Regions from separate parts of the Mus musculus genome. Here regions 2 and 3 are each linked to region 1. Evidence: chromatin loops called from intact Hi-C (ENCODE). Cell type or tissue: left cerebral cortex. All regions are shown on one strand.

Region 1 (8,000 bases):
ATAGCCCAGGAAGATGAAAAAGGAAATAGAAGAAAGGAGGAAAAAGTGAGAACAGAAGAGAATGTGGACATCTAGATGTCCAGTAATTTACAGAACCAAGAAAACAGACACACACAACAGCACAGTAAGTCCTACTGCACAGCAGTCAAAATCATAGAAACATAAAGCGCACTGGGGTGTGGACCTGAGAACTCCTCAGTGGGAGGCAAAAAGGAAGGAATACAACAAGCACCTCAGAAACTGAACACACGCTCACCAAACACATGGTCTAGTAAGTGCTGCAGGGACCACTATAGTCATGGGAGAAGAGGGGAACCCCACAAATGGTAAAACAGCTAATTGTGACACATCCTGACAAAGAAACACTATACATTGGTGAAAACGATTTACCACCAAACTAACCAATCCAAAAAACCAAACCTAAACAAAAATCCTCATTGAAAATACTAAAACAAAACCCAAAAATGAGTCTGGAGAGATACCTCAAAAGTAAAGTAATTTCAACAATTTAAAATTACATAGGCAAAAAAAATGTTTTAATGTGTCTGTGTGTCTGTCTGTATATACATCATGTGCATGCAGTGCCTGGAGCAGCTGGACGAGGGCATCAGATCCCCTGGAAACGGAGTTTCAGAGGGTTGTAAACTACCTGACACAGGTGCTGGGAACCAAAACCCCATTCTCTGAAAGAGCAGCAAGTGCTCTGAACAACTAAGTCCTCTCTCCAGTCCTTGCAAAGGTACTTAACAGTGATTTCTGAGGCTAGAGAGGTATCAATAGTAAGAGTGCTTCTGGGCAGGCTTGAGAAACTCAGCTCATATCCCCTGCACCGACATTAAAACCAATACAGTCCCATGTACCTAAAACCCCATCATTGAGGGCAGAGATAAGGGCATTCCAGAAGCCTCAGAAACTCACTAGCCAGATTGATTAACTGAAAGAGCAAGTTTCAGGTACAGTGAGAGACCCTGTCTCAAGAGGTCAAGTGGTACAGGAAGACACCCACTGCCCACCTCTGGCCTTAACATGATTGTGCTTGCATATGTACCTATACATACATTATCATATATAAGGACACGCGCGCACACACACAAAGTGATTTCTAAACTCAATTTTTAATAGGTGTTTTAACACCAATGGCAGCCAGTCAGTGGTGGCACATGCCTTTAATCCTAGCACTTGGAAGGCAGAGGCAGGAGGATCTTTGTGAGTTTGAGGAAATCCTGGTCTACAGATTGAGTTCTAGGACAGCCAGAGCTACAGAGAAACCCTGTCTCAAAAAACAAAAACAATCAAATCTAGAAATCAGTATATACAAAACCAAATTGTGACTGACTCAACTGTTTGATGCGAGTTCATACTATAAGGCTTAACTGCAGCCAGAAACTGCATTAAAGTCTGTCTCGTTGAAACAGGGCTTCATGTAGTCCACGATGACCTTGAACTCTGGATCCTCTTGCCTCCACTTCCCCAAGGCTGAGATTACAGGACTATATCACCACTCCAGTTAAGGGAAGTACTGGAGCCCAAACCTATATGACCTCATGAAAGCTCCATAAACTGGGCTACATTCCTGTGAATGTCTGAGTTAGAATGGCCCCAATCAGCTCATGGTTTTGAATACCTGTTGCCTAGTTGAAGAAACTATTTAGGAAAGATTAAGAGATACGGTCTTGATAGAAAAGGTGTGTCGCTTGGAGCATGCTTTGAGGCTCCAAAAAGTTCACACCATTCCCAGTCTCAGTCTCTGTTTCTTGCTTGTGGAACAGGTGTAAGCTCTCGGCCACTGCTGCAGTGACATGCCTGCTTCCCCGTTGACATCACGGTCATGGACCCTAACCCTCTGAAACTCTAAGTTCACAATGAACTCCTGTATAAGTTGACTTGGGTCATGGTGTCTCATCACACAGAAAAGTAACTTAGACAATTTGCTAGCTCAAGAGCTATTTTCTTTTTCTCTGTCTGTCTGTCTGTCTGTCTCTCTTTCTTTTTGGAAACAGGATTTCTCTATGTAGCTCTGGCTGTCTTGGAACTTATTCTGTAGACATGGCTAGCTTCAAACTCAAAAGAGATCTGCTTGCTTCTGCCTCCCCACATGCTAGGACTAAAGGTATGTGCCACCACACCTGGATAAAAGCTAATCTCTCTCTCTCTCCTCTCTCTCCCTCTGGTTTTACAAGACAGAGTTTCTCTGTGTAGCCCTAACTGTCCTGGAACTCATATGATGTCCATGAGCCTCTCAGCCCCCACGTGCTGATGCTACATGCGCTTGCTCCTTCACAGTTCCACAATGGGACCAACCCTAACACTGCAACCAGGCCTGGAATCCCGTACTGCTCAAGGCCACCACACTGGAGTCTAACTGCTCTCTTCCCAGAACTGTCTGTGCTTCCACAGGACAATAATACTTTTGCCTATCTCTGTCCGATCTAAAGGAAGGCTTTCCACACTTGTAATGGGCTATGCACATTCTCTCCCTCTTACCTTGGTTTACCTTGGAAATGTTATAGCTTATAGCTATCCTACAGGTTCTGATTATAGTGAACGCATCCCTCAAACTTCTTCAAATGCCTAGCACATGGACTCTAAGAGAATATATGCAAATGGGATGCACAATAGCACTACCTACTTAAAGCACTACCTAACTATAGTCTGTAATAGTAAGATCCCCACCTCAAAAATAAAAACAGCCAGGTGGTGAACATTTTTAAGGAGGTTTAGGGAGTTCCAGGACAGCCAGAGATACACAGTGCCAATTGTCTCAAAAATAAAAATAAACATAAAAATCAAAAAAACTCATCTTCTTAGCCAGGGGCAATAGAGTGAGCATGCAATCCCACTTGCTCCAGGGACTGTGAAGGGAAGATTCCTGGAGCACAGCTTAAGATAAGCTTGAACAGGAGAGCAAGATCCAGTCCCAACAATAACAAAAATCAAGTTAAGTTCACTTTCCAAGACAGTAAGTCATACATTTGCTACAGCACCTCGAAATTTTACATACGGAAAGCTAAGATGTTATAACTCTTAGAAGCCCAGAGTATCAGCCTTTACCCTTTTCCCTTGAGGAGATTTAGAAAAGGGAAGTTAGCTGACATAGTGGCACACTCCTTTAATCTCAGCACCCCGGGAGGCAGAGACAGGGTCAACAGAGTGAGTTCCAGGACAGTGAGGGTTACGCAGAAAAAGCGTCTCGGGGATATAATCCCCACTAAGAGGGGTTCCCGCCCATTATCTTGGAAGCAAGAATACCTTCTCCAAGACCCCAAACTCAAGAGGCAAGAGGCAGTCACGGGAACGCAAATCATGTAAGTCCTTTCATCCTACAGAACAGAAGAAAATACCAGAGGGGAGGGAGAGGCGTACAGCTAAGACATCAAGGCGAAGAACCTACACTCCACGAAGGTGCCAGCCGCAAGAACCACGACAAACTGCCGCCCCGCGACGGGCAGGTCCCGCTACGCCACCCGCTGGCAACGTAAGCGCTGGAGACCCTGACGCCCAGCAGTAAGCCTGCGGGTTCTTAGGTACCCGGTAAAAAAGTGGCACTGCCCGCCGACCCGGGCGGCGGCAGCGCGCGGAGGGGTGGGGTGGGGTGGGTGTTTCTCCCCGCTATGGGTGCCCGGGCTGGAAAGGACCGCGGGGGGGGGGGGTCCTCCCTACAGAGCGGTTCGGAGATTTCCTGAAAGAGCCGCCAGAGTCTGAGCTCTCAGGGCGCGACCGAGTCTCCGGTTAGGGTCCGGGGGACGCTCGCGACAGCTCCGGGGCCCTGCGGTCGCGGTAGCGTTGGGTCGGGGTCTCCCGGAAGGGCTGGGGTGTTACCACGGAGCTGGGCCCGGGGTCTCACCGTGGTCCTGGTTGAAGCCGGCGTACAGCAGCCCGTTGCCGTGAGGGTTACACGGCAGGAGGTTCATGGCGCCGTCGTAGGGACTGTGGCTCCTCAGCACCGCATACCGCTCGCAACCAGGCGATCTCTCCGGTCGCGCGGCGCTAGGGCCGCCGCGGCCGGAAGCCAGGGTCCTGGGGACTTGCGTCGTGCGTGTGTCGTCAGTGCTGCGTCATCAGTGCGCGCGGATCTGTGGGCGCGCGTGCGCGCAACCAGCAAGCGCCGAGGGACAGACGCGTCCACTGCAGGGAAGTAGGTGGCGGGAAGTAGGTGGCGAGGGCTCGCCGGGCGCGTCCATAAGGGGCGGGGCAGGACGCAGCCGAGGGGAAGCTGCGGAGAGAGCTGGGTGCCCCGCACTCACACAAGCAGGGCAGGACTGATGGGACCAAGGACAGGGCAGAGAAGAGACTGCGCCAACGCTCCTGCCCACAACACAGTCTCCTGAAACCCTCACCGCGTTCCCACGATACACATCGTGTTCGACCAGAAGCAGCCTTCGTGTAATGGTACCTGCATTTTCCCCGAGAGACAAACACAGACAGACTATCCCCTATTTCTTCCCGAGCTTTCCCAACCATCTGACACGTCCTCTCACAGACACAAATTTCCAAAGAGACATAATAGGACATAACCTCACAGAAAAGATCCCCAGACCTCGCGACTGTTGTTTGGGGTGCTCTGTTTACAGGGGTCTGGGATGGCTCTGGAAGCTGGTGCTTTCTCCTCTCTACTACAATTCATTCTCTGGTTCCCTCTCTCCTCACTGGCTTCTCCCCTTACCTGTTTACCATCCTTTCCCCCAAATGAAGACTTGTAGCGTCTTAGGATTCAAGAAGCTTAAGCAGAAGGACCCTAGTCCCACACAGCCCACCATTCATCCCATCAGCACTGAAGAGGGGAGGGGAAACCACTTCAGGGACTGTCCTTTCATCTCTCTAGTTATGAACCTAAGAAAGGGCAGCTGAGGCATGAATGTTCAAGCCCTAAACGGTCTCACCATCTGTGAGAACATTTGCACAACAATAAGGTGGCTGTGAAGGTCCTGGCAGGATGTCTTGATAGTTGGCCACTGTCAAGGAGGCCTTGTTCCTTCGGGTTTCACTGGCTTACACACTCACCTGCCTCTCTGGATATCTATTCACCTCATCTCCACAGGGCTGGATGACCCCAGCTTCAGGCCTTCAGTGGCTCAGATGGCTACACTCCTGCTTCTCTAAGGACATTGTTATTATGTATCTGGAGACTCAAAAAATGTTAAGACATTGTAAATCACTAATAAAAACTTAGGGTATCCAAGCTTTATCTTATTTCAGTTTTCCTGTTGTTTAATCTCTCATAGGGTCTAGCTTCCTAAGCAGCAGGACCAGAAGAGAGACCTATACTTGAGCCTTTATAACGCCAGAATGTTGTGGTGGCTTTGTTTTGGTTTTTGGTTTTTGTTTTTTTGTTGGCAAGGAGTGACAAGGGCTTCATCTCTAGGGAAATGTCTGGCCACAGCTCTAACAAACCTCTGACACTTACCAGGAGCCACATGAGAGCGTGTTTCTTTCAGTACTTCCACTTTATCTTGTTGAGACAAGGTCTCATTCTCTAACCCTGGAACTCACGATGTAGCTCCAAGTTGGTCAAAGTATCACAGTAATATTGCTTCAAGCTCCCAAGAACCGGGATACTAGGCATTCGTCATGACATACAGCACTACGTGTTTTCTCTGCATTTCTTCTCTGGGAAGAAATCCTTTCCAAAGATGACATAGGACAAAACTAAGCTTTGGGGTAAACATCATGAAACAGGCAAGGAGACAAGTGCAGAAGAGAGCTGTGCTGTACCTGGATCTAGAAAGAGATACCACGACTCTGTCAAGAGAGGAGCAAGTATCCACTTTATTGAGAAACATAGTCCTTAAATAACTGTTTTTACTTCTCCTTTACTGAAATACCTCTCTCCTTGCTAATCTGTTGAAACAATGCTGGCTTTGTTCAACATAATTGGAGATATCTTTGGCATTTTCTTCCCATAGTTTCAGAACTTGTAGGATACTTTGTACAAAATATGTAGGTTTACAGAAAAATATGAATATAGATTACTTATTAATCTCAAAATGTAGTAAACAACATAGCAAAAACTTTATCAAATCCATGTCCTACCCAAATGGGACAGACCTGTTGTACACAACCTGTGAAACTGCAGCATTTTTTATAAGTTGGGGCTTTGACATTAAAATGTTTACAAAAGGCCCCTCTTGTAGTATCAGTAATGCTAGATTATCTGATTATCATTGCTTCTGAAATTTCCTTGAACATGTATTCACTACACACATTTTATCAGCCATATAAAAGCAGTTACAGAAAAAGTTGCACAACAATCATGATAAAAAGTCACATCCATAATTTCATATTATCAAGAGTAGAGAAGAATACTAATTTTTTTCCCTTTGCACACACAAGTCTAGAACAAGAGCTTCATGCACATCCACACAAAAGTGTCAGTCACAGCGCACTGGGCATTCCTACCACGGCAGTGGCATTCCAAAGGAAGCAGCATCGTTACCGTTAATAAATGCAGAACATGTTCCTCGAGTCTGGAAAGGTCTCTGTCTTCAGACTCTCCCAGAGAGCCAGCTCACTTTTTAATTTTGAGGTGGAGTCTCAAAATTGCCCACGCTGGCCTTGAACTCACTCTGTAGCTTAGATGGGCCTTGAGCTTGTGATCCTCCTGCCTCAGCCTCTTGAGTAGCTGAGATTACAGGCCACTGCCACCAATTCCAGCCTCTAAGAAATTTTGCAGCTGTTCCTGGCACAGTTCCTGGGCGGGCTCTGGGGTGGGCGGATGGTCCTGACTTTCCGGAAGCTGTTCCTCTTGTGGCTGGAGTTGGCAGTGAGGGAGTAGGAGCGGCCATGCATCATCCTGGTGTTCAGGCCACTGGCCATCGAGAAAGACTTAAGGTGGCTTCTTAAGGCGACAGGGAGGGGGAGCTTGTCTACCAGGTGCCCAGGCGTGCAGGACACCACAGCACGGCAGCAGAGCTCTTGCAAACTCAGTACTTGGGAAAAGAAAAGAGAACTGCTTATCTTATGTGTTCTATGATTAGGGATGGCTACAAGGAGGAAGAAGCCCCACATCTGATTGCTCCCTCCAGGAACTAGGAATCTCAAATGGGATGGCTATGTCACTGATGACTATAGCAGACCCTGTTCTGCCTCCACCTCTGCCCATGTACAGACCACAGAAAAATCTCATCGTGAGCTTTCTTCCAAAGCTGTAATAATTATTCCCTTCAAATATATTTGATTTTTAAAATGAACATTTATATAGTGCAAACACACACCCATTCACTCACACATGTGCTATAACCCTACATGTGGAGATCCAAAGCCCACCATGGTTTCAGAGATCAGACTCAGATTAGAGCTTGACAGCAAGTACCCTTTCCCACTGAGCCATCTCCTAACCCCTAAATGCATTTGATTTCTGAGAATGGCCACAGAAGCCTTGAGGTGGGGGCCTAGGAGGCAGACAATTATGCAAGGAGCTATAGAGCCACTTCACATCTGATGGAGCTAAAGGAGACTTAAACTGGCCCTCCTAACATACCCTTGCTCGGCCTCCAGAGACGGTCCATCCCATGCCGCAGCAGCACGATCCTAGCCAGCTCTGTGAAGGACTCTGTAATGTTGAAGTTGCACAGAGGGCTAACCTCAAAGAAGGTCACACCCAGGCGCTCGGCGTAGGCCTGGGCCTGTTCAGTGGGCACCTGTCGCTTGAATGCCAGGTGCAGCCGATTTCCCACCAAGATTTTAGGAACCCCAGGGGCATGCTAGAGCATGAGAAAGACAAGAAAAATGGTTGAGTGGTATGGCCCCGCAAATTCATGTCCTCACAGAACCTCAGAACAGTACTTTATTAGAAAATAGGGTCTTTGTGTAATGTAATAACTTAAAATGAAGTCTTATTGAATTGGAGGGGGGGATTATTCTAATGACTGGTGTCTTCATAAGGCGAGGAGAGGACACAGAGGGGACACAGGGAAATGCCACATGATGATGATGGCATAGGATGAAGTGACTGTCAAAGATGGCTACCACTATCAGAAGCTGGGACAGGCAGGAAGAGCACT
Region 2 (8,000 bases), 96 kb before region 1:
TTTTTTTTTTTTTGCTTTCAGTCTATATGCCTTGGGTATCCATCCCCAAAGTAACTGGTTATGGAATAAACAATGCAATGGGGTCTTGAGTGTGGCATTGAAGGAGTCAGCTGTTCTCCTGTCCTGGACTACACCCCGCAGTCCGCCTCCCTCACCAGGCCCCAGCCTGGGTGATGATACCTTTTTCCCAGTCCCTCTCTAATAGGTCAGGAGAAGGTTCAGAACACGGGGAGTCAGCGTGGGAAGGGACTGACTTCCTGCAAACTTCATGGCACCACCCATGATAGCAACATAGGCTAGGGGCTAAGATGTGAGATCTATGACCTTCTGTTTCACTGATGCTAGGCCGTGGCCCTGTGAGCTTTTCAAGACTACAGGTGCCTTTCTGTCCCAGCACTTGGAGCCAGAGGCAGGTGGATCTCTGTGAATTAGAGGCTAGTCTAGGTTACAGAGTGAGTTCCAGGACAGTCAGGAATACATAGAGCAACCCTGCCTTATCCCCCAACTCCCTCCCCCCTAAAAACAAAGCCCAAAGCAATGGAAGTATGAAGTGAGCAAGTTCTTGACAGACAGGACCCAGTCAAAGCATCACGACAGTCAGAGTGGACAACGTACGCTGGTGCAGGCATGAGGGGCATAACCCAAGCTCCTATCTGCCCAGTGCTCTGTTGTACCATGCTTCTGCTCTGCTTGGGCAGAGGCCCAATCTTAGTTTGATTCCTACCTGGCCCGAGCTGTATGGGTTTGCACTACTGTGGGTAACCGTGCTTCTACATGATGAGATTCTGTCTCAAAGACTAAATTTGGTTTCTGTTACAGGTAATTTAGAAATAGTTCTGTCAGGGCTTGTGCCATAGTTCAGGAGCAGGGCGTGTGCCTAGCATCCATGGGCACCACATTCGTTCTCAAGATCCACAGTAGCAGAAAGTGACAGGGAGGATTGCTGCATTCTTTAGTACGTTGTTTGGACTGCTGTTAAGATCTGACTCAGTGTGTGCCTTACCCATTACTGGTCGACATGTGGGCTTCCCAGGTGCATCACAGGTGAGCCAACCACAGGGTTTGGGGTTGCAGCTGGCAGCTAGGCTGCAGGCGCTGCCCTGGGTACACCACTCACCTGAGGGGCACAGCTGGCCGGAAGGGTAATCAGGAAGTGTGGCTCCTTTTCCACTTGGCATATTACATATGGGGCTCCCTCCTGCATCTAGAGATGGGAAACTGCCTGAAGAACTTACTCTGGTTTACCATTTGAGAGAGTGCAGTCATTTATGTCAGAGAAGACACCTCGCATCTCACTACTCATGAAGCACCGTCTCTTCTGTGGATTCACGGCTCAGCTTGTAAACATTGAGTTGAAATGGAAGATTTATTATGATTTTTATTTATGTGTATGTGTGTCTATTTGAGTAAGAGTCAGGTGTTTATGGGTATCCACAGAGGCCTGAGAGGACACTGGGTGCCCGGGAACTGGAGTTACAGGGACCTGTGAGTTGCATTGTGGGTGCTGGGAACTGAACTCTGGTCTTCTGGAAGAGCAGCAAGAACTCTTAACTGCTGTGCCAGCTCTCCAGACCCTGAATGTAGTTTAAAGTGTGTGTGTGCCTGTCTACTGCTGGGACTGGAACCTGGGTATGTCATACACTAGGCAAAACTACAACTGAGCTATACCTCCAGTGCACACACAAACCCTTTCTCTCACTATTTATTCTGAGACAGGGTCTCACTAAGTTACTCAGGTTTTGAGCTCACTTTGTAGCCTGTGCTGGTCTTTAAATCTCCATCTTGATCCTCCTGTGTCTACTTCCCACGTGCTAGGATTACAGACTCACCACCATACCCTCCCTGTTTTTACAGTGGTGAATTGCATGCAGAGTTTGGGGATATACTAAGCTGGCACGCTGATAAAGAAGCTATGTCCCCAGGTCTGTTTTTCCTTCTCCCTTCCCCACCCTCCCCTCTGATTTCTCTCTTCTCTTCCTTCCCATCTTTCCCTTTCTTTCCCCACCCCCAACCCCTTACAGAAACAGCCTGGTCCCTTGAACTCTGGCTCAAGGGATCCACTTGACTCAGCCAACCTAGCAGATGTGACTCTCGCCTCATATCACTGATAGGGAAGATTGAATAAAGTCTCAGAATCTTACTTTTTCAGATACGGGAGCATACAACTTTGATCACAGCATCATAAGGTAGAGACAGATGGATCTCTTATTTGGAGGCCGGCCTAGTCTACATAGTGAGTGTCAGACCAGCAAGAAATAAATGATGGAGAAAGTATCTCAAAAAACAAAACAAGAAATCCTTTTCCCTCCACCTGCCTTCCTGCTTCCTTTCTTCAAACTTGGGTGGTTTTGAGACAGTTGTAGACCACCACATCCAGCCACACTCAGGTCTCCCTCTTTCACGCCCTTTCCCTTCAACTCCCTTTCTGTTTTGTTTTGAGATTATGGTCACATTTAGCCAAAGCTTGCTTTGAACTGATTCTCCTGCCTCCATCATCTCCCAAGTGCTGGGGTTAGAGGCATGAGCCACCATGTCTAGTGATGTTACCTTTTAAATCCTGACAGTAACTTTGGGGGTGGGGTGGATATAGAGCTTGCTCAGCAGTTAAGTATGCTTGCTGCTCTTCTAGAGGACCTAAGCTTTGTTCTCAGGACCCACATCAGGTGACTTAAGCACCTTTAACTGCGGCTTTAGGGGCTATGATACATTCTTCTGGACTCTGGAGTACCCATATGCATGTGGCACACAAATAAAAAGATCTTAAATCTTAATATCAGCACTGCAGGCAGAGGCAGACAGATCTCTGAGTTCAAGACCAGCTTGTTCTACAGAGGGAGTTCTAGGATAGCCAGGGCTATACAAAGAAACCTATCCCCCCTCCCTCACAAAAGGCAAAACCTAGAGTATTCTTAAAAATTCAAGATGGAACATACATTATTCGTCTGTGAAATTCACAAGAAGTCAGATATATTTTCCTTGCCTATCACGCACAAAGTCCTGGATCTACCCTGAGCACCACACGAGCAGGCATGGTAAGTGCCTTGTATCCCACCATCTGCTGTTAGGATCTGGCACTCAAGGTCTTCCTCAGAACTCTCAGGGTTTGAGGGGAGCCTTGAAAGCAAGGAAAGGAGACAAACCATCTCTCATAGTGCCTCACCACTTTCTAGTCTCAGCTGCTTCATGTCATCGCCAGCTCTTTATAATGTCAGTCATATTAATACTTTTAGCCCTTCTAATTGGTATCATGATTTTTGTTTACATTTATTTTGGAGAAAGGCTTGCCAACTATTGAAATGATCATAAACACCCTTCTGCTATTTTGTAGCTGTGTGTTTATATAAATCAGTGTTCTTATTGATAATCATAAAATCAAAATTTGCTGGAAGCCAGGCGTGGTGGCAGCACGCCTTTAATCCCAGAACTCGGGAGGCAGAGGCAGGCGGATTTCTGAGTTCAAGACCAGCCTGGTCTACAAAGTGAGTGCCAGGACAGCCAGGGCTACACAGAGAAACCCTGTCTCAAAAAAAAAAAAAATTGCTGGAGTACACATTAAATCAAAGTACTTGATGCATAGGAAGGTAACTCTTGAGTTCCAGGCCAGCCTGGTGGTCTACATGGTGAGTTCCAGGCCATTCAGGAATACATCGTGAGACCCTATCTCAAACAAACCAACTAATAAAACATATGGATCAACTCTGAAAAACATCAGAGATGCTCTATATCCTGCAGGATCAAATATTCTGCTGGGCGGGAATGGGGCATATGTGGGAGTATGGGCAAATGGGTCCCGAGGGCTCATTAGGCAGCTGGCCTTGCCAAAACCGAGAACTCCAGGTTCATTGAAAGACCCTGTCCTTGAAGAGGACATCCTGACATCAGTCCCTGGTGCTGCATGGCCCACAGTGGGATACATACACAGGAACAGATAAGCACATATATCCTATTAGAATACAGCGGCGTTCTCATCTGTAATAAATGCTTAAGTTTACATGTACATTGAAGAAGTGCTTTAAAATAAATATCTTTATAAGTGTTTGGTTTGGCCAGATATGGTGGCTCATTCCTCTACTCCCATCCCTTGGGAGGCAGAGGTGGGTGGCTCTCTATGAGTTCGAGGTGATCTTGGCCTATATAGTAAGCTCCAGGCCAGCCAGGGTTATATATGACTGATCGTCTTTCCCTCCCCACAGAAAACACCAAAACCAGCCACAAAAGCCAAACAAAGCAACATAAGTGTTGGATTTGTATGCTTACTTTACATACCTGGATAGCTAGGTGTAAAAAGTTAGATCTAGCCATGTTATAGATAGATGCTAGAGTCACATGGCAGAGCCTCAAACCTGCCCTAGGCAGTGCGCAGGACAACACAACGGTGTCAACAGTAATGGGAGGGCATTTCTTGTTCTTGACACCCTTTGTCCTTGAACTGTGTTTGTCTAGATACTCACCTAGTTATCATTTCCATAGTTTTCTGTACATCACCTACAATGCCTCAAATTAATATTTAATGAAATGGCTCTTTGCCATATTTATAGTACAAAGCATTTTGAACCCTTAGGAATTTATCCCGTAATTACAGACACATATGTCAAATAAGATATGTAAATGTTATAAAGACTGTTTCCCATTAAATGTATTGCAAGTTTAGACATAGAATGAATTAGAACGCAAAATGTTCCCATGCCTCTAGTCTGGGGCCTCTGTTTAGAAGCTCTTGGCTAGAATGTCCACTTTATCCTATGCAGCTTAAGTCCAGACTCTCAACCTTTCCACTCTCCCTGACCTGAATGAACTCCTTTTGTGCATCAGTGAGAGAACACTGCGTCCCATCGCCTGCACCCAGGGGCCACCATATTGGTGTGACGTTCTTTATGACCACGTGCCTCTCTTACCAGAGCTAAAGCAGGTGCATCCACTGCCCTTCGTTCCTGGGGAAGAAACTAGGGGTCTCAGCTTCACCTCTATGTTGGCACCGGCTTCTGGAGCCCCTCACAGCCTGCTCGATCTGCATAGCTCTGCTCCTCCCACGGGCCCGCGTTGTGGTTTCTTTTTTAATGGGAGAGATGGGATCTCTCTATCACACATACACAGATTGGAATAAAGCTCAGATTTGCAGTCCTTGGTATGAATTACTGAGTGCAGAACTCTATGCATACTGGGGTAATTTCTGTCACATCCCTGTGACATACGGGTCGATGCGGCAGGTTCCCGAGCAGCGCGCCTGACTCTACGCAACCTAGGGCGGAGTGTGAGAGGGGCCAGCGGCTCCCGGGGCGCACTCGCGCCCGTCGTGACCTTGGACCCCCGCTCAGTCCGCGAACGCGCGCGGCCCCACGCCAACTCCTCACTCCGCCCCGGGTTTTCCGCGCCGCCGCGGCCAACCTGCGTCGCGCGACGACGCCGGACGTGCGGGCGCTCGGCGGCGCGGCTCCCCATTGGCCGGCCTCGGTAGCCCCACTGCGTGCGCCGCGCCCATTGGTCGGCGTGCCCGTCCGTCGTAGGGCCGGCGCGCGGCCGTGCGAGCTCCCGCCCTCGCAGCTCTCCTCGCCGGCCGGCGGTCTCCGCGACCGTGCTCGGCTCGCGCGGCCCACGACCGCGCCCGGGCCTCGGCCCGCTAGGGCGCCCGCGCGGATCGGCCAGGCCTCGCAGGCGATGGCGGCCGCGGCGGCGCTCTCGGGCGCGGGCGCCCCTCCCGCGGGCGGCGGGGCCGGGGGCGGCGGATCCCCGCCGGGCGGCTGGGCCGTGGCGCGGCTCGAAGGCCGCGAGTTCGAGTACCTCATGAAGAAGCGGTCGGTGACCATCGGCCGCAACTCATCGCAGGGCTCGGTAGATGTGAGCATGGGCCACTCGAGCTTCATCTCGCGGCGCCACCTGGAGATCTTCACGCCCCCGGGCGGCGGCCATAGCGCGGCCGCCCCGGAACCCGCGCAGCCCCGGCCGGACGCGGGCGGCGACTTCTACCTGCGCTGTCTCGGCAAGAACGGCGTGTTCGTGGACGGGGTGTTCCAGCGGCGGGGGGCGCCGCCGCTGCAGCTGCCGCGCGTGTGAGTGGCGGGAGGGGGGCAGTGTCCTGGACCTGACCCACGGTGGCTACCCAAGAGCAGGGAGGGACCCTGACCCACAGCAGCCACCCCCGGGGAGGGGCGGGACCCGCACTCAGACCCACTGCCCATCATCAGGCAGGACGCAGAAGACCCACGTCAGCTACCCATGAGCAGGGTCAGACCCTGGACAAGACCTGGTCCCCATCAGGGAGGGATCCTGATCCGCTATCCGGGAGCAAGGAAGGCTAGACTCACCACCAGGACCCATTCACTGCCCATAACCAAGACCTGACTGATTCTGACCTACCCTAGTTTAATGCCCACGACCATCACTGGGATCACAGCCCCCCAGCGCTCCACCCGGAGTATTTAACATGCTGGCCCACTCCTGTCTGCCCTCCTACTGCCAGGTCCCCTGCACTGGTATTCTAACCCACGGCCCTTTGTCCAGTCTGACATGGGACTCTCAGAACACAGACCATCATTTCTGCCATCAACCCTCAGCCCTCCCTGCCATCATCACCAGCGTTGGTGGGTGGAAGTTTTATGGGTGCTCTGTGCCTAACCATCAGGGAGGAGGCACCCAAGGGAGATGCTAAGATGTGTGTGGTGGAGAACTATCTAAAATGAAGGGTAGATACCTGGTACCTTTTTTTTTTTTTTTTTTTTTTTTTTAAATTCACGTTTCAGTAGCAAGATATTTTGGAGGTAGCGTCTTAAGCCTAACAATTCTCTTTCCCCAGTGTTTTTGTAGCCTAAAAACTGAAAACTCCCAAACATGAAGGATTAGAAGCCTGTCTGTCCAGAACCTTAGAAATCTGGGAAAACTGGATACTAATTTCAACCAAGTAATCTTTAAAAAGCATTTTTAGCCAGGTGGAGTGTATTCAACCTGTAATCCCAGCACCCTAGAGGCTGAGACAGTAGAAATTTGAGTTCCAGGGTAGGTTAGACTGTGGAGTAAACTCTAGAATAGTTTGGGTTGCATGCTGAGACGTCGTCTCATAAAACAACAACAACAACAACAAAAAAACAGAACAAAGGGTGTTTGGTTTTTAAGGAATTATTACAAGATTGTGTAGAATAATTACAAAATTATTACAAGGAAGCCTCATAGGGAACTGTCAATCACAGCACAAAACAATTTCAATTTGGTTCTGTGGTTGGATAAACTTACTGTTTATTGTGCTTGAAAAACAACTTTGCTTTCCAGGAAATGCTAAGTATTCCTCAGGGTCCCTCTCTAGATCAGTGCTAGTAGAGCTTTTGCCACAGACTGAAGGTTTTTTAATTGCTTTCAGTTTTTGGAGATAATAGCAAGAGCTGTGTTAACTTAGGTTTGATGTGTCTGTACTCCATATTTCTTAGCTTTGGGAGGGTGTCCCAGCATGCACCACTGTGCTTGGCTACAAAGTTCATTTATTTGTTTGTTTGTTTATTTATTTAAAAATATTAACAGTCTCTGGTTAATAGCACTTGTTGCTCTTGCAGAGGACTTAGCGTCAGTTCTTAGCATTACCACTCAAAACTATTTGTAACTATAGCTCTAGGCATCAGATACCCTCTTTGAATGCTGTGGTCACCAGTCATGCACATAGTACACAAACATATGTGTGGGCAAATACTCATACACATGAAATAGAATAAATTTAAAATGACATTTATTGCCAGGTGTAGTGGTACACACCTTTAATTCCAGTACTTAAGAGGCAGAGGCAGGTGGATCTCTGAGTTCAAGGACAGCCTGCTCTACGTAGAAAGTTCATTTTGTTTATATCTGTGCCTTGCTTGCATTTGCTACAGCACAATGGAGGCCAGAGGACAACTTGCTGGAGTCAGTTCTTTCCGCTGTGTGGGTCCTGGGTGTCAGACTCAGATCATCAGATGTGGCAGCATGGGCCCTTACCAGTAATTTGTCTTGCTGGCCTACAAGCTATTTTTTATTGTTATTTT
Region 3 (8,000 bases), 120 kb before region 1:
TAACTCAAACAGTGTAATTGGTGCAGGGTAAACCGAGACAACTGACAAACTCTGACTGGCCAGGAGAATAGGTTACATTCAAGGCCTCCCTTTACAGTATGCTTAGAGCTTTCTGAAAATGAAGTTTAAAGATAGGGGGTTGTACAGGATACACCCTTGGAGGAATAGAACTAACTCAGTAAGTAACATAGGTTGACTAAAATAAATTTTTCCTACTTTATAGCATAGGTGATGAAGTAATAAAAGAAGTTAGGTATTAGTATTTGTTATTAATAAAAAGACCAGTTCAGATATTTTGTTTGTCTGGAGTGCTTTAAAACTGCAAACATTGCCAGCCAAAAAGCAGGCTGTCATGTAATAAATGTGTTTGCTTTGGAGGAGACATTCTTTAGGTTCTTTAAATTGGAGTTATAGGGCTGATGATAAAAATAAAATCTGTTCTATTTGTATTTTCTGATTGTGACTGAACTTGTAACTCTGGACATAAAGTGAAAAATCAAATATAATCGATACTTCCTGAATAATCATTGTTTTGTGAAATTGTCTTTTGTTCTGTGAAACCTGTAAAATAAAGAAGCACCTGATTACCAGTCAGTCACAGGGGCAAGACTGCCTGGCCACCTCCGCACTCACTCACCTTATCTCCTCCATGGCTGGACTGCCCTGTAGAAAAACTGCCTGGGCAGGCTCCTGGCAAAACTCCTCCCCGAAGAAGCCCTATATAAGCCTGTCTCCTGCTCAACTCCAATCTACTTCTCATCCAAGCATAGGCAACCACTCTCTTTGTTCTGTCACAGCAAATCTCTTGATGAGGTTTGTTGTGTCGGGTTACTTTGTGGTAGTCCTTGGCTCCCTACTGCTAGAATGATCTCCTTTCAGAGCTGTAACACTTCCACTGTAACGACAGTTTAACAACATTGGTGGTTTCCCTCAGAGCTGTGCAACTATTGGGGAAAGCTTTCCCCCTCAGCATACAGCTGCACTGCTCTCATTGAGAAAGCCTTTCCTCTCGGAGATGTAACCCAGTACCTATGTAGTAAGCTAAAATCATTGAGCTAAGCGATAGAGCATTTGCCTGAGACTAAGCAAACCCCGTTGCTTTGAGTGTAGCTGAGAGTCTAGAAGGCAGATTGAAAGCAAGCTCTATTGGTTCAGTGTAGGTAGTTTGTTTTTCCAACACCTATGCTTAATGAAACTGAACAATTTCTGTACCTCTCAGAAACTGGTGTTGGTTATGCAAAACTTGTTTATAATTATCCACTTGCAGAGCTATAATGGCAACACAGGGCAATATAAACATCTTAAAATTTATTATATATTCATTGGCATTTGCCTGCATGCATTCTGTGTGAAGCTGTCAGAATTGCTGCAACTGGAGTACAGTTTTGAGCTGCCATGTGAGGGCTTGGAATTGAACCCATGTCCTCTGGAAGAACAGCCAGTGCTCTAAACTGCTGAGCCATCTCCCCAGCCCCCAATATAAATATTTTATCAGGAAAGTACATATAAGCAACAAAAGCTGAAAGTCTCTCTCAGACAGAAGGAAGATCAGCTGCTAAGAAAACTCTCAGACCAGACCAGCTGCCTGGAAGAGGGTTAGACCAACTGGGACACTTAGAAAAGAGACACTCTCCAACCTCTTGAGCTACCTGTAAGCTGTGGCATGTGCTCCAGGGTCCCAGATTTGTGAGCTGTCACCCAAGCTGTGGTTGGCTTTTGTGATGCACTTTGAATCACTTTGACTCTCATAACCCCTCACCCATATTCCTGCAAATAACCCAGTAGAACTCATTGTTTCCCCAGGTTAGATTCTGGTGGGATCCATACTGTGGTCTGTCATGGGCTCCCTCTTTGGGATGAGGATCATGTGTATGTTGTGACATAATGACAAATCAGGAAGTTCTGTCACACAACCCTGAAAAAATAATAAATAAGAAGTACATGCCTGAAGAGTTCAGTATGACCTAAGAAAACATCTTGCAGGCTGTGTATGTGGCTCAATATAGAATACATATTTGATCTATTTTGATTTACTTGTTTATTTTTTAGATAGGGCCTCACTTTAGTTCTGGGTTGTCCGGAACTCGCTGTGTGAACCAGGCAAGCCTTAACCTCGTGGGGATCCGCCTGTCTCCAAAGCGCTTGGATAAAAGAAGTGCAAAACCATAGCTGGCCTTTGATTTTATTTTGTGTGTGTAAATGTTTTTCCTGTGTGTAGTATGTGTACCACATGTATGTCTGGTGCTCACAGAGGTCAAAAGAGTGCGTCGCTGCCAGCCAGTCATGGTGCACGCCTTTAATCCCAGCACCTGGGAGGCAGAGTCAGGTGGATCCCAGATTTCAAGGCCAGGCTGGTCTACAGAGTGAGTTCCAGGACAGCCAGGTTACACACAGAAACCCTGTCTCAAAACCAAACCAAACCAAAACAAAACAAATCCCCCAAAACCAAAAGAACAACAAAAACCAAGCAGGGTGTCACATACCCTGGAGACAGGAGTTAATGGAAATGTTGGGAACCAATACACAGAATCAGGAATCAACCCAGGTCCTCCGCAATGGCAAATGCTCTAAACTGCTAAGCCATTCCTCCAGCCTCAAGAGACTCCATCTTAATAAAACTCCACAAGTTGGGTGTGGACGTTAATGTTTGGTTACTGCTTCTAAGCATTAAGGTGTGGGTCATAGTGTCTGACTGGCTTCCAGCAGGATAACCAAATCAGATATAATATGTCATTGAACATTTGTAGACTCTTAAGTGTAAGAGTAATCTTTACACAGCTCTCCGCAGTAGTGAAGGGTACTTGATATCAAGTTATTTCTACCAGAATTTTGAGAATAAAAACAGTTTTAGCTATATAAGCGTGCAGAACAAAAAGAATGTGTTGACAGTTCATATGAGTGTAGCTCAAAGAATGTAGAAACAAAAGAAACTCCCCAACTAGACAACTAGACAGTCTTATGATTCCTGTCTTCCCTTCTCTAGTCTTGCCTAACCTTGCAGTTAGTAATCAAGAGGATCAGCAAAATGGCTGAGCTCCTAGAGTTGGTTCTGAGTTTGATCCTTGGAACCAGGATGGTAGGAGAGAACCAACATCTGTATGTGTGCAAGTATATACACAAATGCACACACATACACATATACATATATATTTTTTCCATGTACATGGGAAAATTGCATGAAACAGGAGAGAGGAAGAGAACCAGAAGATAGCTGTGAGACAGAACAGGTTTTGGTTCTGGTGATAGGACCTGGAGCTCCTCGGGCGACTGCCCGTACTCCCGACATCACTGAGAATAATTTTAGTGAACTGAAAGTAAGGTAAACTCACAATGATGTTAACATTTTTATTTCTTTATGTTGTGTGTGCGCACATCCATAGTAGCAAGTGGAGGAGAGGACACCTTGCAGGGGTTTACCTTGCTTTACCTACTAAACCGTTTCACTGGGCCCTAAATTCATATTTCTTTTTGTTTTATGAGCGTTTTGGCAGCATGTGAGCAAATGCACTGTGTGTCTGTTGCCTCCGGTGGCCAGAAGAGGCGCTAGATCCCTCGAGTTGGAGCCCGGGAAGTTTCTAGCCAGTCAGTCACAGGTGCTAAGAACCAACTTTGATCCTCTGAAAGAAAGGCAGTGCTCTTAGCCATCATCTCCCTAGCCCCCTTATATTTCTAATGATATGTTTAAACTCAGCTTTTAGAAGGCACTGAAAAACAAACTCCATTTAACAAGCTAATTCAGAGAATTTAGGGCTGGGGATGTGACAGCCAGCTGTAACTTGGGGGCACTGTTACTGCTGGTCCAGAAACAGGCTGCTCTCAGTTATTAGAGACACTTCCCTCGGTAAACCATTATCCTATAATCTCATTCTATTATTGACATTCCAGGTCAAAGGTCAGTGGCCTTTAAGGGATGCCTGGTACTATAGTAAGTTTCTTTAGCTGTCCCAGGGGAGTTATATGTACATTATTACACAGGACGATTCTCTTGCCCAGCTGTGGATTCCATAGATAAGGTACATCTTTTGTATATTATGTAACTTGCCCTATTCTGTAGGTGGTGTGCAGCTATGATATCTACTTTATAAAGCTTTCCTTTAGCCTTCTTCCAGCATGCTGTTTGGCTCTAAAGCCGCTGTCCTTCAGGTAGGAGTAAGAATGCACTTATTTAATTTAAATTTGAATTGAGTCTGTCTTTGGTCTTTCCCAGGGGATTGGAACACAACAAAAGAATAATGCATTTAATCTGCCTTGGAGACAGGTCTCACTGTGTAGCAGTATAGGGCAGTGTTGGCTTTAATTTTATCATTTTCCTGCCTCAGCCTCCTGAGTGTTGGGTAATTGCCAATAGGCCTGCTCATCCTACCTGTCATTTTGTTTGTAGACAGGTACATGTGTAGTACTGGCCGTCCTGGAACTCAGAGATCTGCCTTGCTCTGTCTCCTGGGTTCTGGGACTAAAGGCATGCGCTAACTCGCCAAGATTCAAGGTCAGCCTACTTTGAATCTACACGCCAGACTCAGCAGCATTGCCCATAAAGCAAAGCAAGCCTGCTGCGCATGTGCACTTGTGCCGCACCGGCCTACGTGAGGCTTCGCTGGCTGGTCATGGCGGCGGTAGAGGGCGGCGCCGGCTCCGCCCTCCAGGAGACGCAGTAGAGCAGAACTTACGACGCTAACTTGATTGAGCGGGCCAGGCCGCGGCCACTGAGCAAGGCGCTCTGAGGTCGCCGCGATTCGGCCTCGTCCGCTCGGTCAGCGCACTCTTCCTGCCTCATACGCCCGCCTTTGCCAACTTTCCCCATTAGTCCTTAACCAGGCAAAAACTGACAGGAGGATATGTCCCGGCCGGGCAACTACTAGTCGAGGGACAAGCTCCACCCCCGTTCTCTGATTGGCTCCTGGGAGGGACCTGCCACTTCCTCACACTCTCATTGGCTTAAGCGGCGGAGGCGGGGTGAGCGTGCCATACCATCCTTGCACTCTTTTCATTGGCTCAGGGGTGTGGCTCATCTTGCTTAGGCTCTCTCATTGGTCTACTACAGTCCTTGGGGCGGGGCCTCCGTGCAAGAAGACAACAAAGGGTCGCAGGTCGCTAGCGGGCGGCAGGCGGCGGTGTTCCAGTCTTCCTTACTCCTCACAGCTTAGGCGCGTCGGCCTCCTGCCAGTCCCACTCCAGATGAAGTGTGAGCACTGCACACGAAAGGTGGGTGCGTCGTCCGGCGGGGCTAGGGGCGAAAGCCAAGGCTGGAATCGGTGGTGAGGGTCGGGCTCAGCCGGGTGCACCTTGCTCTGTTATGTCGGCCTCTGACAGCCATCACCTGTCTGCAGAGGACTGGGCGGCGAGCTGGCTGTTGTCCACTGCAGGCGAGTGCACCGCCGGGACTGTCCGTGGAAGCTACTGTTCTGGGGCCGGGGATTGATCTCAGTCCCGGCACCCTGTTGTGGAAGTGAACGATTAATAAAGTAATTAGAAATGATGCTTTGAGCGGCTCTTCTACTTAAACAACAACAAACTTCAATACAACGAAGTGGAGAAGGAATAAAGGGCAGGCAGGCCCTCCTGTCCTGCTCCACTAGGTGGCTGAAGTGACTGACAGCTGCCTCACTTGCCTTCACACGTGATGCATGTGCAGGAATCTCGTTTGGTTTTTTGTTTTTTTACAGGAATTGTATCATATCCAAATACTCCATACGTTGTTTTTTTTTTTTTTCAGAGAATCGCCTGTAATCTTGTGTAATAGCCACATCTAAATGTTCTTATATATATTACCGTTAGATCACTTCCTGTTCTTCATTACTACTACAAACAATACAAATGGAGGGTGTGAGTGTTTATGTGTACCCTTCTATAAGTATGGATGATTTTATTTTGTAGAAAGGGTTTCTTAGAAGTAAGATCGACTGCTCAGGATATGTTTTGGTTTTTGGCATCACACTAAATTATTCTTGACTGAGCTCGGTGGTACACACCAATGATCCCAGTGCTTGAGAGACTGAGGCAGGAGCTCAAAGTTAGACAGTGCAATTTATCAAGACCCTATCTCATTAAAAAAAAATATGGTAGCACACATCTTAATCTGAGCACTCAGGAGGCAGAGGCAGACTTTCTGTGAATTTGAGGTCAGCCTGGTCTACATGGTGAGTTCCAGGACAGCCAGGACTATGTAGAAAGACTTGATCTAAAAAGGAAAAAAATAGATAAATAAAAATAGAGAAAAGAAAAATAATTTTCCTTTCTAACATCCCCCATCCTTTTTTTTTTTTTTAAAGGAATGTAGTAAAAAATCAAAAACTGATGACCAGGAGAATGTGTCCAGTGATGGGGCCCAGCCAAGCGATGGGGCCAGCCCAGCCAAGGAGAGTGAAGAGGCAAGTAGATGCTTCGGGTTTGTGTCAGCCTAACGTGAGCGTGAGTGGATCGGGTTTGTGTCAGCCTAACGTGAGTGTGAGTGGAGTGGCTACTGTTGTTTCTTCTGTCCAGTCTTATACTACCTTGCACTTCACTGCTCTAAGAAAGACTGAAGTAAAAGTGGGAAGAGCCATGTATAGGACAGTCTTGAGTCTTCTCAAACATACCAGGCCAGGAACTGCTTGAGAAATAGGAATATTGTGGTACAGTGTTGAAACCTTATTCTATAAAATGGAAGGAACTCACATTCTGTAATGCATGCAGACTTGAGGGTCAAGTTCCATGATTCTTTAAGCTTGCTGTTTAAGTTAACTAAGCTGCTTGTTTAGTTCAGTTCTTGTTTCAGCTAGTTGTGATGCTTGTTTGTACATACTGTATCACATTGTATCACATATTGTATCACATTTGGAGCTGAGCTTCATACCTGTCTCACTTCATGCTCTGAAGAGGCTACTGCATGTGTCATGCCACACTATGGATTCACAGAGAAGGTTACAGTCACAGTTGTCTTAGAAAATATTAGGACTAGTCAGGAATGCTGGTACACCTTTGGAGGTCCAGCTCAAGGTCAACCTAGGCTGTATAATGAGACCTTATCTCAACACAAAAACTGAGGGAGGGCTAAGGATTAGTCAACTGATAGAGAGCTTAGCTAGCTAGCCTGAAATTCTGAGCTCAATCATTTCAAACAAACAAATTGATTTTAGAGCTTACTAGATAGCTCAGCCGGTAAAGACACTTGCCACCGAGTCTCAGGATGTCAGTTTGATCCCCAGAACCCATATATGACATCTGGAGACTTATGAACACAGGTGACAGGAAAAGACCAGTTTTTACAAGTCGTCTTTCTACCTTTACACCAACATATTGCACACACACACATAACATCAAACAAGAAAGCAATCAGTCAATGTAATATAAAACTTTTTTATGTAAGTGTAGAATTAATGACATTGGGGAAGTAGGTGGCAGGAATTTTTTTCCTTCGACCTAGTACTTCTGATGTACTGTTTAATCTGATGGGCATAGTTCTGGCCCTCCTGTGTGTCCAGTGCTGTCCTTTGTGAAGCAGGCCTCTGGGGAGCAGCAGTGCACCAAGAGGCAATGGTCCCTGGAGTCCTGGATCAGTTTGGGCCAATGCTTTAGACACCAGACCTGTACCCTAATGCCTACCCTGTCATATAAAATCCCATTGACATATTAGGGCATACCTTAGAAGGGGAGGCCTGCCTAGACTGCACAGTAAAGTTCCATCTCCAAAAATAAAACAACCCTTTTGAGGCCCTATTTCTTATCAGTGTTGTGAGGCGTTGAGTTTCTTCCATCCCAGGGTTCTGGTAAGGATGAGATAAGTTTGAACACAGTCTAACCAACATCTTGGCAGTTTAGTGTGGGCATAATTTTTAAAAGGCTAAGGGATGCTGGGTAAAAGTTGGTAGACTGGGCCCTGAAGGTAAGAATTGAAGGTAGGATGGACCATCGGATAGATGTCTGCACTACATAAATGCCTGGTGCCCGCTGAGATCAGAAGAGGATGTTTGATCTCCTGGAATTGGAGTTATAGATGGTTGTTAACCACTGTATGGATGCTG

Evidence for each region. Hi-C counts contacts between places; a loop is a spot of excess contacts. Peaks named below come from ENCODE experiments on the same cell type or tissue, not always from the same donor. Only the 100,000 strongest peaks of a DNase experiment are listed, where the experiment ranks them.
Region 2: it touches region 1 in a loop (2.0-fold over the local background); 5 of 42 quality-filtered maps call a loop at or near these places.
Region 3: a loop joins it to region 1, with 2.4 times the contacts of the local background. A loop is called at or near these places in 10 of 42 quality-filtered maps.

What each region holds. Positions count from the first base shown.
Region 1 is chr11:121,350,383-121,358,382 of GRCm38, forward strand. Wdr45b (WD repeat domain 45B) reads right to left here and starts at 4,065. Exons shown (of 10, transcript NM_025793.3): 1 at 3,845-4,065. The coding sequence starts at 3,911. Rab40b (Rab40B, member RAS oncogene family) reads right to left here. Exons shown (of 6, transcript NM_139147.3): 5 at 7,478-7,700; 6 at 5,739-6,926. The coding sequence ends at 6,655. In left cerebral cortex, a CTCF peak has its summit at 3,484 (motif pointing left); DNase peaks (open chromatin) are centred at 3,412 and 4,089; H3K4me3 peaks cover 2,257 bases; H3K27ac peaks cover 1,751 bases.
Region 2 is chr11:121,254,476-121,262,475 of GRCm38, forward strand. It overlaps Narf (nuclear prelamin A recognition factor), which reads left to right. Exons shown (of 11, transcript NM_026272.3): 11 at 1-1,381. It overlaps Foxk2 (forkhead box K2), which reads left to right and starts at 5,512. Exons shown (of 9, transcript NM_001080932.3): 1 at 5,512-6,047. The coding sequence starts at 5,656. In left cerebral cortex, no CTCF peak of the experiment used is centred here; DNase peaks (open chromatin) are centred at 3,766, 4,919, 5,412, 6,089 and 1 more place; H3K4me3 peaks cover 2,459 bases; H3K27ac peaks cover 1,712 bases.
Region 3 is chr11:121,232,150-121,240,149 of GRCm38, forward strand. Narf (nuclear prelamin A recognition factor) reads left to right here and starts at 5,087. Exons shown (of 11, transcript NM_026272.3): 1 at 5,087-5,202; 2 at 6,270-6,368. The coding sequence starts at 5,176. In left cerebral cortex, CTCF peaks have their summits at 3,535, 4,586 (motif pointing right), 5,104, 5,585 (motif pointing right) and 2 weaker places; DNase peaks (open chromatin) are centred at 3,535, 4,622, 4,966 and 5,549; H3K4me3 peaks cover 2,593 bases; H3K27ac peaks cover 2,064 bases.